Regions from separate parts of the Homo sapiens genome. Here region 1 is linked to region 2. The links are chromatin contacts, found by Hi-C in ENCODE. All regions are on one chromosome and are shown on one strand. The core of a region is the stretch at or near the end of the contact, and the rest is flanking DNA. Distances in the headings are between cores, read along the strand shown.

Region 1 (6,626 bases), core at 1-2,500, 2.9 Mb before region 2:
AAAAAAAAAAAAAAAAAAAAAAAAAAAAAAAAATTCTCAGGGCCAGTTCAAAGGGAAAATGGCCAAAGCTTAGACCAAGAAATAGGGTTGGGGAGTTGTGGCCAATCTCAATTCCTACTGCTTCAGAACTGGAGTAGGGAGACAGCTTACCAGAAGGAACCATTTTTCTTCTGGTCATTTCCTTACATCACCAACAAGCTGCCAAAAAGACTTGAGAACGGTAAGCAAAACCAAGTCCCGAAACCCTGAATGCAACCTCTCACTTAGGTGCTAGGGTAGGATGTTGGGTCAGGTGTGTTAAGGTAAAAAGGGTGACATATGTAGTTAAGCACATTTACCAGATTCTCCCGTAGCTTACTTTACTATTCAGAGGTCCAACCCTACCTCGTACTCAACTATTTTTATTCTCTATCCCAGGAAGAAACAGTGTAGGGGCAACAGTCTCTGAGAAAATTAATTAACATCGCTCATTAAATAAGAGCGCCGATTCCAACGCCCTGACTGGTTTCCAGCCCGGGTTCCACCACTTCCCAAATATTTAAGTTTGGAAGTTACTCAACTTTTCTAAACCTCACTTTCCTTAACTACTAAATGGGTAATAATAAAAAGAACCACCCATAATTCTGCAGTCGGCCTCGTAAGCGACCAATAAAAGCTGCCGATGGAACTTGTCTTCCGAAGGCTGATGCAATGGCCGTTTGGAGAAACAAGTTCAGCGGCCTCCTTTTACTGACAGGTACAACAGTGCCCGGATAACGGAGAAAGGACTGGCCTTAGGTCACACGGAGTGAGGGGAGAGAACCCAAATTTACCCACAGGTACCACAGGCTGGGAGAAGAGGCCGGGAGAGTGGTACATCCCTCCCTTGGGGGCTTAAGAGACTTCTCACCTTCCAGGCCATGCATGACCTCGGATCTCCTTACCTTCCTCGGCCTAAGAAAGAGGCACGGCTGATGGCCTCAGTTTCCCCGTCTGTAAAATGGGGCCGTGAGTGCACGGTCGTAGAGGCCGAGAAGCTTGGTCCCCTGGCCTACGCTCAGATAGCTCTCGCCTTCCAGCCCACAACCACCCCGGCTGGCTCGCTAGCCCCTCAGAGTCCTCACGCTCCCGACTCCCCGCCTGCAATGCTTACTTGCTCTCCCACGCGGCACTCCAGGCCAGTAGGCGCTGCACCCGCAGCCGGCCCGCCCACAGCGACCGTACGGCCATGTTTCCAATTTGGGCTGAGAGGCAGCGCACGCGCACTTGCTGCGAGTGAAGAGATGCTCCCGCTTAAAAACCAGCCTTTGCGGGCGTTTCCCTCTCAGGACTTCCGGACAGGAACGCTATGCTTCCGGTTGCCCGATGGGCCGCGCCGTTCCCCATCCGGTCGTCCGGAGCTAAGGCAACACTTCCGGCTCTCAGTGTGTTCCGCGGGTAGGCGAGGTCCTAGTAGTAACTACAGTCTCCGTGCTGGGCGCAGGGTCGGCAGCAAAGAAAGCAGATCATAGCTGTGCCCGCATGGAGCTTACTTGATATTATGAGCGATAAACAGATACAAGCGGGATGTAAAGTCAGAATATGAGCGGTGTTTGAAGGTGAGGGGCAGGTGTCGCGGAAGCCTAGAATAGAAATCTAGCCTTGTGGAAAGTTTTCCCAGAGGAAGGGGGTATTTGAGCTGAGCTGAAGAAAGGGTTCAGGCAGAGGGAAACATCTGCAGAAGCCTAATAAAGAGAGAAGAGTATTGCATGTAAGGGACTGAAATATACTGAGGCGGGAGGGCAACAGGACTGGTGGTTAGGAAGGGCTAGATCACGTGAGCGGTTTAAAACATCGCAGCCTGAACCATTGCCCATCACTCCTCCCAGTCTTTTTCTCTAATGCCCTTCTTATCGACTGAATTGTTTTTTTAAATAGTGTGTATTTTCTCATTTCCTCTCACTAAAATATAAGCTCTTTTAAGGCAGAGATATTGTCTATTCATTCCCATTGAGCAGTGCCCTAATGTAGGTGTTCAAAATTATTTTTTTTGAGATGGAGTCTCACTCTGTCACCCAGGCTGGAGTGCAGTGGCACGATCTCGGCTCACTGCAACCTCTGCCTCCCAGGTTCAAGTGATTCTCCTGCCTCAGCCTCCTCAGTAGCTGGGATTACAGGCGCCCACTACACCCGGCTAATTTTTGTATTTTTAGTAGAGACAGGGTTTCACCATGTTGGTTAGGCTGGGCTTGAACTCCTGACCTCAGGTGATCTGCCTTCCTCAGCCTTCCAAAGTGCTGGGATTACAGGCATGAGCCACCGCCCCCGGCTTCAAAAAACTTTTTTGCTGAATGCAATTTAGTCTGATTCTGATTGCAATGGAATGTGAAAATAAATAAAACCTAAAAGCTGTTGGAACCTCCCAAATACTTGAAGCTTTGAGAGAGATGTGGCTGTGGTCTGAGTCCATGTAGCATGTTTTGTAGTTCTGCTTCTTAGAATTATAGCTTAATTCTCTTCCTCATTGTTCTTGTTCTGTAATGACTAGGAAAGAGCAGAGACCAGATTTCTTCCCTCTCAATTACTGATGTTTGTAATAGACAGCCTCCTTTATTGTCCTGCACCTAACTCAGACTAGATGGTGCCCTGAACTGAACTGACCCCATGACAGTTACATCTGCAGGATGTGATGTTAAATGTACCTTTCTTGAAGGAAAAAGACCACCTTAACTACTCAGATCATTGTAACTGTGCATTAAGCCTTGCATAGAAAGATGTTGAAATTCTGTTAAACCTCACTGAACCCAACCTTTCACACTTTGGAACACTGACTTCCATCTTTTTTAAGACAGACATATTTTTCCATTCTGTGCTTCCTGGGCAGGCCATCCTCAACCTTTGTGCTTGAATAAACTCTCTTTAAACTAGATTCTGACCTTTTAAATTATTTTAGATTGACAGGGAACATGTGACAAAGGCTTTCATGTTTAAAGAGTCACTTTGACTGCTGTGTGAAGCAGATTGCAAGGTGTAAGAAAAGAGGTAGGGAAGGCAATATGTTGCAGTAGCCCAGGCAAGATGGGGCTATATTCTGTCCTGGAAGAACAGAGAGAGACCTTCCTAACCACTGTAAAGTAACTGTGTCCAGCACCCTTTTAGTTTCTTAGTATTTTATTTCTTTTGCTTCCTTGTTAAGGTTTTTTCCTCCAACTAGAATGTGAGCTTCATGAGGTGTCTGTCTTGTTCACCACTGATTTCTGACATCTAGTATAGTAGGTACTCAAGTATTTGTTGAATGACTTAATTAAGTTGGATAGTGTCAGTGAAGATAGGAAGATATGGATGAATTTTAGAGATTTAGGATGGAAAGCTGACAGACTGAGAGGATGGATTGGTGACTGGGGTCCAGGGCACTTGGAGTTGCCAGCTTAGTTACTGGATAGTCCCTTAATTTTTTTTTTTAAGGGAATGGGAAGTGTTCCTTGAGCACTCTGAATCTTGTCATAACATGGGTTATTTGTACTGTAGTTATTTGGGTCACATTTTCTTTCCTGCTTGTCTCTGAGTTCCATGAGGACAGAGCTGGAGTATTTTCATCTTTTTATCTAATCCGAGGTCCAACTCAAATGTGTCATGACCAATAACTTATATTTTCTTTTTGGCCTTATGAAAAGGGTGATATGGTTTAGGGAGGTATTATGATTCTCTTTTACATATGAGAAAATTGAGGCTCAGAAAGGTTGGTAAACCTATGCAAGATCCCGCAATAAGGAAACAGTGACAGTAGAATTCTGACAGACTGAACACTTGGCAGTGTTGGGCTTAGACCTGTGGCTTACACTTTGAAAAAACACAACCAAATAAGGCATTTTTTTTTTTTTGAGATGGAGTCTTGCTATTGCCCAGGCTGGAGTGCAGTGGTGCGATCTCGGCTCACTGCAACCTCCACCTCCCGGGTTCAAGTGATTCTCCTCCCTCAGCCTCCCAAGTAGCTGGGACTACCGGCATGTGCCACCGTGCCCAGCTAACTTTTGTATTTTTGATAGAGATGGGGTTTTGCCATGTTGGCCAGGCTGGTCTTGAACTCCTGACCTCAAGTGATCCACCCGCTTCGGCCTCCCAAAGTGCTGGGATTACAGGCATGAGCCACCATACCTGGCCTAAACAAGGCATTTTAACAACCAAGAACAAGTGGCATCTGTGCCTTAGCCATTTTGCTTACATTTCTCCTAGCTGCCTAACGTTCACCAGGTTGCTGCTTGCATCCATGCATTCATTCGTCTATTTATTAAGTGCTAGTGTGCTTCTGAATGTTGCAGTACAAGGGGAGGGAGATATATGGATGACATAGAGCTTTAAAATTAAGAATAAGGCTCTAGGGTCAGACTTCTTATATTCACATGCTGGCTCCACCAGCATGTAAATATAAGAACTATGGGAGCTTGGACAAGTTACCTGACCTCTGTGAGCTTCCATTTCCTGAACTGTGAAAACTAGGGCAATATAACTTATCTCAGGGTTTCAGTGAAAACTAAAGGGATAATACCTAGAAAAGTGGTTAGTTAGCACCAGGACTGGCTATCTAATTTAAAGGGCAAAAGGAAAAGCAGAACTCCTTGTTCAAATATGATTAAGAAGGCAATAGTAGAGCATTAAACCAAGAACAGGGCCCTTCTAAGCATGGGGCCCTGTGTGACTGCACAGGTTGCATGCCTGTGAAGCTGGCCATGGCTGACACAGTGCCTGACATATGGTGAGTGCTTGATAAATGTTAATTATTAATTACCCCCAGCCACTCCTCTGAGAGTTCATCTGTTGGTGAGAAAAGACACTTAACCCCAAAATAACTGCATAAGAAAGAGTATGACAGACACTGAAGACATAGTTGGAGAGTTAGGTGACATTTCAGGATCCACGTTTTAAAAAAGAACACTGAAAAGTAATTTCCTCTTCAGTGGAAAGAACACAGGCTTGTGAGTCAGACATTTCTGATATAGCTAATAATAGCCACTTTTTTTTTTTAATAGATGGGGTCTTGCTATTTGCTTAGGCTGGAGTGCAGTGGCAATTCACAGGCGTGATCATAGTGCACTACAGTCTCAAACTCCTGGGCTCAAGCGGTCCTCCTGCCTCAGCCTCCTGAGTAGCTGGGACTACAGGCGAGTACCACCATGCCTGGCTAATGAGAGCCACTATTGACTGAGCATTTCTTATTTCTCAGACACTATGCAAGATGCCTACTATATATTATCTTATTAAATCTTCCCAACAATCTTGGGAGAAAAGTAACAATTGTTAGTCCCATTTCACAGATAAGGAAAACAAGAATCAGAGCAATCAAGTGACTTTCCCAAGGTCACCCAGCTGGTCATTAGAGGCATGGCTCAAACCTAGCCCTATCTGGATCTGGGCTTATAACCCCTAAGTCCTACGCTCTGCCACTAATCAGTGGGTGATTACTGGTCAGGTTATTTTTCCTGCTGTGGTCTCCAGCTACCTCAGAGGGTGATAAAGTTTGAGTGAGGCTAAAGTCTGTAAAACCTTAGGTGGGTTAAAATATGTAACCCCTATAGCAAAGTGGCCACGGTTATTCTGGGATTTTCCTTCTTTCCTCTTGAGCTAAGCACTGGCACTTAAGAGTTAAGTGGTTTTATCTTTATTGGAAGGAAATGTGTTAAAGACAGACTCACTACAGTGTTGAGACAGTAGTGAGTAGCACAGTAAGGAGACTGCCCAGGACTTGAGGTCCTTGGTCCCTCTATAGAAGTATCAAGTGTTTGTAAAAGGTTTAGCACCCATGTGACAGAAAGAAGCCATCATCCTCTTAATTTCTCTTGGTTTTACTTAATATATAGAAGGGCAAACTAGTGGGCCTCTGAGTGCAAGATGAGGACTTCATTAGAATAAAGACATATTGCCTCCTGGATTTCTAACCCATAGCTCCAAGAGCCTCAGTGTCAGAACATAGGTAAGGGACTTGATTTACTGAGAGACCCTACCCTACAACATCCTGTGGACATTAGAGCTCTGTGCTCCTGTCACTGAGTATCACTGTGAGCTTAAAATATGTCAGCTGCTCCATTTCTCTTTCCTTTTGTGTATTCAGAGCTCTGATTTTAAAACACTGAAATCTGGAAGATTCCAGTAGCTGCACTCTGTCTAAAGCATATGAGGAATGACTGTAGAATTTGCATGTCCTCTATAGCTTTTGTTCACATGTATGCAGGCAGGGATAATGTTATTGATTGTTCAACCTATTTACCTTGACCAGGGGTTGTTAGTAATGCCCAATATGAATCAAGTTGGCACAAGTGTGATCAGATGATCAGGTCTTGTCTCTTTACACTGCACCACCAATGCTTCAGCACTGCCTCCCTTTGCCTTAAGGACTGGGAGTGCGATGCTGTGAATGGGATGGAAGGGGTTATTCACATGTGCTTTCATTACTTCTTCCCTTCCTCAGAAGGGAAGGCAAAGACATCTATAAAACCTTTACAGCTGTGCAGACTTCTGTATCCCTCCATCCTCATTTCCACCCTTTGTAAAGTCATAAGGATGCTCTCCATTTCCCTCTTCCCTTCTACTTGTTCCCTCCCCATATCCCCTAAAATCATGCAGACAATAAAGGCTGGTATTTTGGGTGCCCTGGAGAACGAGGGCTACTTCCT
Region 2 (5,804 bases), core at 3,168-5,667:
ACAGTCCTGGTATAACCAGGACTGTAAACAAGTCCAGAACTACTACACCAAGTATATTTAATCAAATTTGCAAATGATCCTACAATCCAAAGGTTAGAAAATATGAGTTAAAAAGGAATATGGGCCGGACGCCCCCCGGTGGCTCACGCCTGTAATCCTAGCACTTTGGGAAGCCAAGGCAGGTGGATCACCTGAGGTCAGAAATTCGAGACCATCCTGGCCAACATAGTGAAACCCCCACTCTACTAAAAATACAGAAATTAGCCGGGTGTGGTGGTGCTTCCCTGTAATCCCAGCTACTCAAGAGGCTGAGGCAGGAGAACAGGAGGAACCTGACAGGTGGAGGCTGCAGTAAGCCAAGATCACACCACTGCACTTCAGCCTGGGAGACAGAGCAAGACATTGTCTTAAAAGAAAAAAAAAAAAAAAAGGAATATGGATCGCATCAAAATAATCAGAAGGTCTTTTTCAAATTATATGCATCCCCAAAAGACACAGGCCACTGTTACTGAAGGAATGTCCAAACTTTTAGGGCAAAAAAAAGATAATCACCAAGGAAAGACACTCTGTTTCAGGCTTGAGTTAATAATGTACCCTACTCTTAGATTTTCTTTCCATCTGCCTCTCCTTTTTTCAAAAAGTCTACAGTATTCATTTCTGTACAATTTCATACTTCCTGGTTACAGCTTGAAGTTAAGCATTTAAGATCCAGAACCATAAAAAAGCCCTGTTAGGACTCCGTCTTTTGTTGTCAGGCTAGTTACATAATTTCTGAGCCTTGAGTTTCCTCAGATGTGAATGAGTAAGGAACAGAAAAGGTATCTGATATCACTGTTCAATGAGATAATCCCGGTGAAACATTTAGGGTGGTAGCTGGTACACAGTAAACTACTTCAACTATCATTACTTTCATTCCCCCACAAAACCTAGCAGTGTTTATCTGTAAAAGGCATTTCATTATTAATTTGTTATGGTTTTCAAAAGTCTGCCACTAAAATGGTGACAAAATTCACATAATTTCCTTTTTTGAATAGCCTGAAGTTGCCATTTTCTGATGTTAATTACGCACAGAACATGGGCTGGGCTCTTTATATTATACTGCTTCATCACAACAACCTCACCAGAACCTGCAATGAGGATTAAATGAGCTAATAAAGTACTTGGAATAGTGCTTAGTATGTAAGTGCTATCTAAGTTATTAGCTATCATTACTGTTTCTGTAACATTAGGACAGTAATAGTACTGGTAAGTGTTAAATAATATTAATATTAGTAATGTTAGCTATTATTACTATAATTATTATATCAGGCCCTGTATAACCTGGCCCACATTAACCTTTCCACAAATTCTAGTCTTTTCCTTTAAATATTTCAAGTTTATTACTTTGAAGCCTCTGCACCTGTTCTCTTTGCCGAGCATGTTCTTCCCCAGATTTTCACATAACTAGCTCCTTCTCATTACTCAGCCTCTAGTTCAAATGTCACCTCAAACTGTTTTCCCACTTCTGGCCTCTACAGGCCCTCTCAGGATCATTATTCCTAATTTGAGTTTTCGATTATGATAAATGCTATGAAGAAATCTCCCATTTACTTCTGTATTATCTTTAGCCACTAGTATATAGTTCCCTTTAGTATACTGTTGCAACACATTAAAACACATTATTGTTTTAATAATGATAGTAAAGTTCCTATATACCAGCATGGTTATACAGACATTATCCGTATTAACTCTTAATCCTCACTACAGCCCAATAAGGTAAGTTTGACACCATTTTTACAGAGGAAATGATAGCACAGAAAAATATTTTCTTAAGGCAGCTAGTCAGTGATAACACCAGAATATTCTTATTCTCATTTTATAGATAAGGAAATTTAGATTGCAAGTATCTTAAGTATTGATAGGTAAACAAAGGCTCTAGGGAAAGGATCTATACAAATGACTCTGGAAGTTACTTTAATGGTATTTGGAACGTCTATAAATTTTCCATCTATTGTGATTTGCATTCCTACCACTTACAACCTTTCTGAAAAACAAAAGCCTACTTGCATGAATAGAAGGAACAAAAATATTTCACAAGAACATCATGGAAATACAAACATAAGGTATTTTTCTACAATAGAAGTTCTCTATCCAGATATGCAATCTCCCCAATGCTAAAGACAATACTTTAACTGGAGGGGCAAGAAATAAAAAGATGCTACCGATATATGGGGGCAAATTGTATAAACTATGATTGAGGAGACCTGAGGTTTAGTCCAGACCCTGCCAACTACCCAGTGACCTTGTGTAAGTCACTTCACACTTACAGGCAGATTTAATCATTTGATGTGGTTGATTTCATTTACAATTTAGATGGCTCTTACTTAAGCTGGAAGCTCCTGCAGGACAAACCTCTTTTTTCGGTCTGGTTCAGGGCACTATTACCAGCACCTAGGTCAGCAACTGTCATGTAGCACACAATAAATGTCGGCCCAATAAGTGAAGTATCTTTAAATCTCCTATCTTCATTTATTTACAACATAACTACAGAACATCTCATTTGCCAGGCGGTTATGACAGACACACCATGAAGTACATTCAGGTTACAAATATAATGCAAAAATTAAGCCCCAACTTCTGCCATCAAAGAGGCCACATACACACCTAATTTCATGAGAAATGCTAAAATAAAGATCTGTACAGTATGCTCTGCAAGCAACTTCCAATCCAAGAGGCTACGGTATAAAATATTTGCAACAGGGCAAATTCATTTGCAAATTAAAGCTCTATTCAAATCAGTTGTGCAACAGTGTCTAGACTATTAATAAAGCCATTTGGATTTTTTTAAAGCTTTAGAAAGATACTTTCTAAAATGCAAAAGAATGTTCCCTAATAAATCCATCTGAAACTAGCTAAGTAACCTCCCTTTAAGATCGAAATCAGGAATAAACTTGGCATCGCTAATATTTAAAGATGCTGACAATTCACCTTGATCACTCATTAATACTGTATACATATGGAGTTTAAAGGATTTCAGATTCATCTCTGAAATAAAACAAAATTTCATTTCTGCCAAAGTGGAGATTTGTGTGTGCGACCATACAGAATCTGAAAGGCATTTTCCTCTTCTAAAACCTTGAATAACAATACCCATTTCCTTACACAATTTCATCTTAAGTTCAAGACAGTATCAACAGAGTCTTCATAATCTACCCTGCTCTTTTTCATTTTCAAACGTTGACAACAGCACAATTCAGAATGGGAGCTGAACATCTGAAATGCCATTTCTCCCATACAGAAAAAAACCAAAGTACCAAATACACATAAAGCATAATACCTCTTTTCCTCAAAAACCACTGACCAAAAGATTTCTCCAGGTCACTCTCATTTTACCAAATTTTAATTACAAACTCATAGACACTGAGGTTCCAGGGGAAAAAAAGGTCACTGCACTGTTCAAGGAAATGGCATGAGTAGTAGACGAATAGAACGCCAATTGGGATTGCAGGCTCTGAAACCTGACTGCCTGAGTTCAAGCCACTTCCTGGAGCCACAAATCCGCCTATGCAATCTTATTCTACTGACTCAACCTCCACGAGGCTGTTATCTCACCTGTAAGATGGGCGAGTAACAACTGAAGACCCCTCTGGTCTGTGGCCTGCAAAATGTTAATAGCAACTACTCCAAAGGGTGGTTGTGAGGATTAAATGAGACAAACCTAAGTAAAGGGTTTACTGGCACACGGTAAGTGCCTAATAAGGGGTTGCTACTGTTGTTGTTACTCACAACTACAGGATAATAAGGAATAAAGGGATGAAAAAAGGAAGAAAAGCCACAGAAGTTAAGAAAGGCAAGCAATGAGGGGGATGAAATGAAAGGGCAAACGTGGGGAGCCCAAAGAGCCGCGGAGGGCGTGGAGAAGGCTTAGCCAGAAGTGGCGAGGGGTACAGGGAAAGTAACTGCGGAGTGCAGAGACGTCGATGAGGAAAATCAGGCCCGCAGCGGAGCGCGGCCTGGGGACAGACTCAGGTCGGCCGAGACGGAGGCGACACGCGGCTGAGGCGGGGCCCAAAGGCGGGAGCACCGCGCCCGGCCAGAGGGCTGCAGGCCGCGAGAGGCGGCGAGGCCCCAAGAAAGCACTAGGAAGCAGCCAGGGAACGCGCAGGAGGCCCTGGCCCAGCCCGGGCCCGGCTCTCATTCAAGCCACCTTCCCCTTCCCCCTTCTTAAACCCCATGCGGTCCCGGCCCGGGCCGCCCGGCTCCGCTACCCACCGTCCGCCCCGGATCTCCACATGGCAGGTCTAGCGTCTAGCCTCTGGGGCTCTCGTGAGCAGAGATGTGAAGGAGGGCAGCGTTCCTTACCTGAGCTCCCCCGGGTTGAATCGTTCACTCTCGCCCCCGTCCCCGCCACGCTCCGCCATTACAGAGGGCCGCGTTCATCCACCCGCCGACCCGACGTCTCCTATTGGCTAGAAAAATCGTCAATCCCCAACGAGAGAGGCGGAGACAGCAGAAGTCTGAGATGCGGTTGGTCAAACTTTCCATCAATCTTCGAAATGGGGGCGATATGTTCTTTGCTATTGGGCAAGGCGCCCGCCGACTTTGAAAGCGGTATGAAGACAGCCAGTTGATTGGTGACTCGGGGGCTTTATGGGAAATGAGATTTTAGCAGTGAGGAACCGCCGGCGCCCTCTCGCGGTAAGCAGAACTAAGTCCTCCCAAGTTCGGCTCAGCCTGCGGTAGCCACGTGTCTGTCGGCTTCCAGGAGAGCCAATTGTGGAGCCATATTGGCCAGTAGTAGCTCAGGCGGAGAGCATTTCCACTGGGCAAGCCAATCAAAATCGACCTGGGCCGCGCCTAAACCGATTGCACAGTTGCTGTGGAAAGCCGCTATTTCCTAGCTTTACAGTAGCAGGAGTCTTAAGTCACCACTCAGCTCTATATCCATGTTATTAAATAATATATTATTAATTACAAGAATACCTCCCAAATTATACTAAACCGTTGCAAGCCAATAGGTGTTATAAGTTGCTGCATTAAGAAAGGTAAATTGGCGAAGGCAAGCCTCTTTGCAATTTACAGCTTAACCACGTCTCCCTCGATCTCAAAATGTGCTTGTCTGAAATTAGCACACCCAGAATACCAGACAATTCTGAATATTTATTTAGTTTTTCTAATTAACAAAAAAAAAAGTTTTGGATTTGGGGTTTCAAAGGCACAATGAAGATGAGCCCTTTTATTAAAGTCGTAAAAATATTAAAATAATACTAATAGATAAATTTTACTTGGACCTAACCATGTAGCAAACCCGGATCTAAGTATGTCAGGTACGTTAACTCTTTTAAGATTCAAAAATTGCTAGGAGGTGGGTAACATAGTCACTGTTTGTAGATGAGCTTGAGGCACAGAGAAGTTAAGTAACTTGCCCAAGGTCACACATCTACTAAATAGCAGAGCCTGGTCTTAACCCCAGTCAGCGTAGTAGCAAAGCAGCACTCTTAAATACTGTAAGCCTAAATAATTGGATCCACATAAAAACATGTGCACAAATGTTCACAGCAGCAATATTCATAATAGCCAAAAAGTATTGTAACAACCCAATGACCATCAGCTGATGCATGGTTAAGAAGCATGGTATAGGCCGGGCGCGGTGGCCCAAACCTGTAATCCCAGCACTTTGGGAGGCCTAGACGGGCGGATCACGAGGTCAGGAGATCAAGACCATCCTGGCTCACACGGTGAAACCCTGTCTCTACTAAAAACAAATAGCCCGGCGTGGTGGCGGGCGCCTGTAGTCCCAGCTACTCGGGAGGCTGTGGCAGGAG

Evidence for each region. Hi-C counts contacts between places; a loop is a spot of excess contacts on that map. Pooled maps may share reads with other maps.
Region 1: a pooled map shows a loop between it and region 2 (12-fold over the local background). The contact joins the promoter of GRPEL2 here to the promoter of TCERG1 in region 2. A Hi-C loop is called at or near these places in 1 of 168 maps with a recorded cell type or tissue (naive thymus-derived CD4-positive, alpha-beta T cell), 2 of 37 single-sample maps with no recorded cell type and 11 of 50 pooled maps.

What each region holds. Positions count from the first base shown.
Region 1 is chr5:149,340,123-149,346,748 of GRCh38, reverse strand. It overlaps GRPEL2 (GrpE like 2, mitochondrial), which reads right to left and starts at 1,250. Exons shown (of 4, transcript NM_152407.4): 1 at 1,133-1,250. The coding sequence starts at 1,209. It overlaps AFAP1L1 (actin filament associated protein 1 like 1), which reads right to left. Exons shown (of 19, transcript NM_152406.4): 19 at 3,112-6,626. RefSeq lists enhancers at 318-941, 942-1,567.
Region 2 is chr5:146,445,946-146,451,749 of GRCh38, reverse strand. It overlaps TCERG1 (transcription elongation regulator 1), which reads right to left and starts at 4,417. Exons shown (of 23, transcript NM_001382548.1): 1 at 4,342-4,417. The coding sequence starts at 4,400. RefSeq lists a silencer at 4,049-4,128 and an enhancer at 4,047-4,754.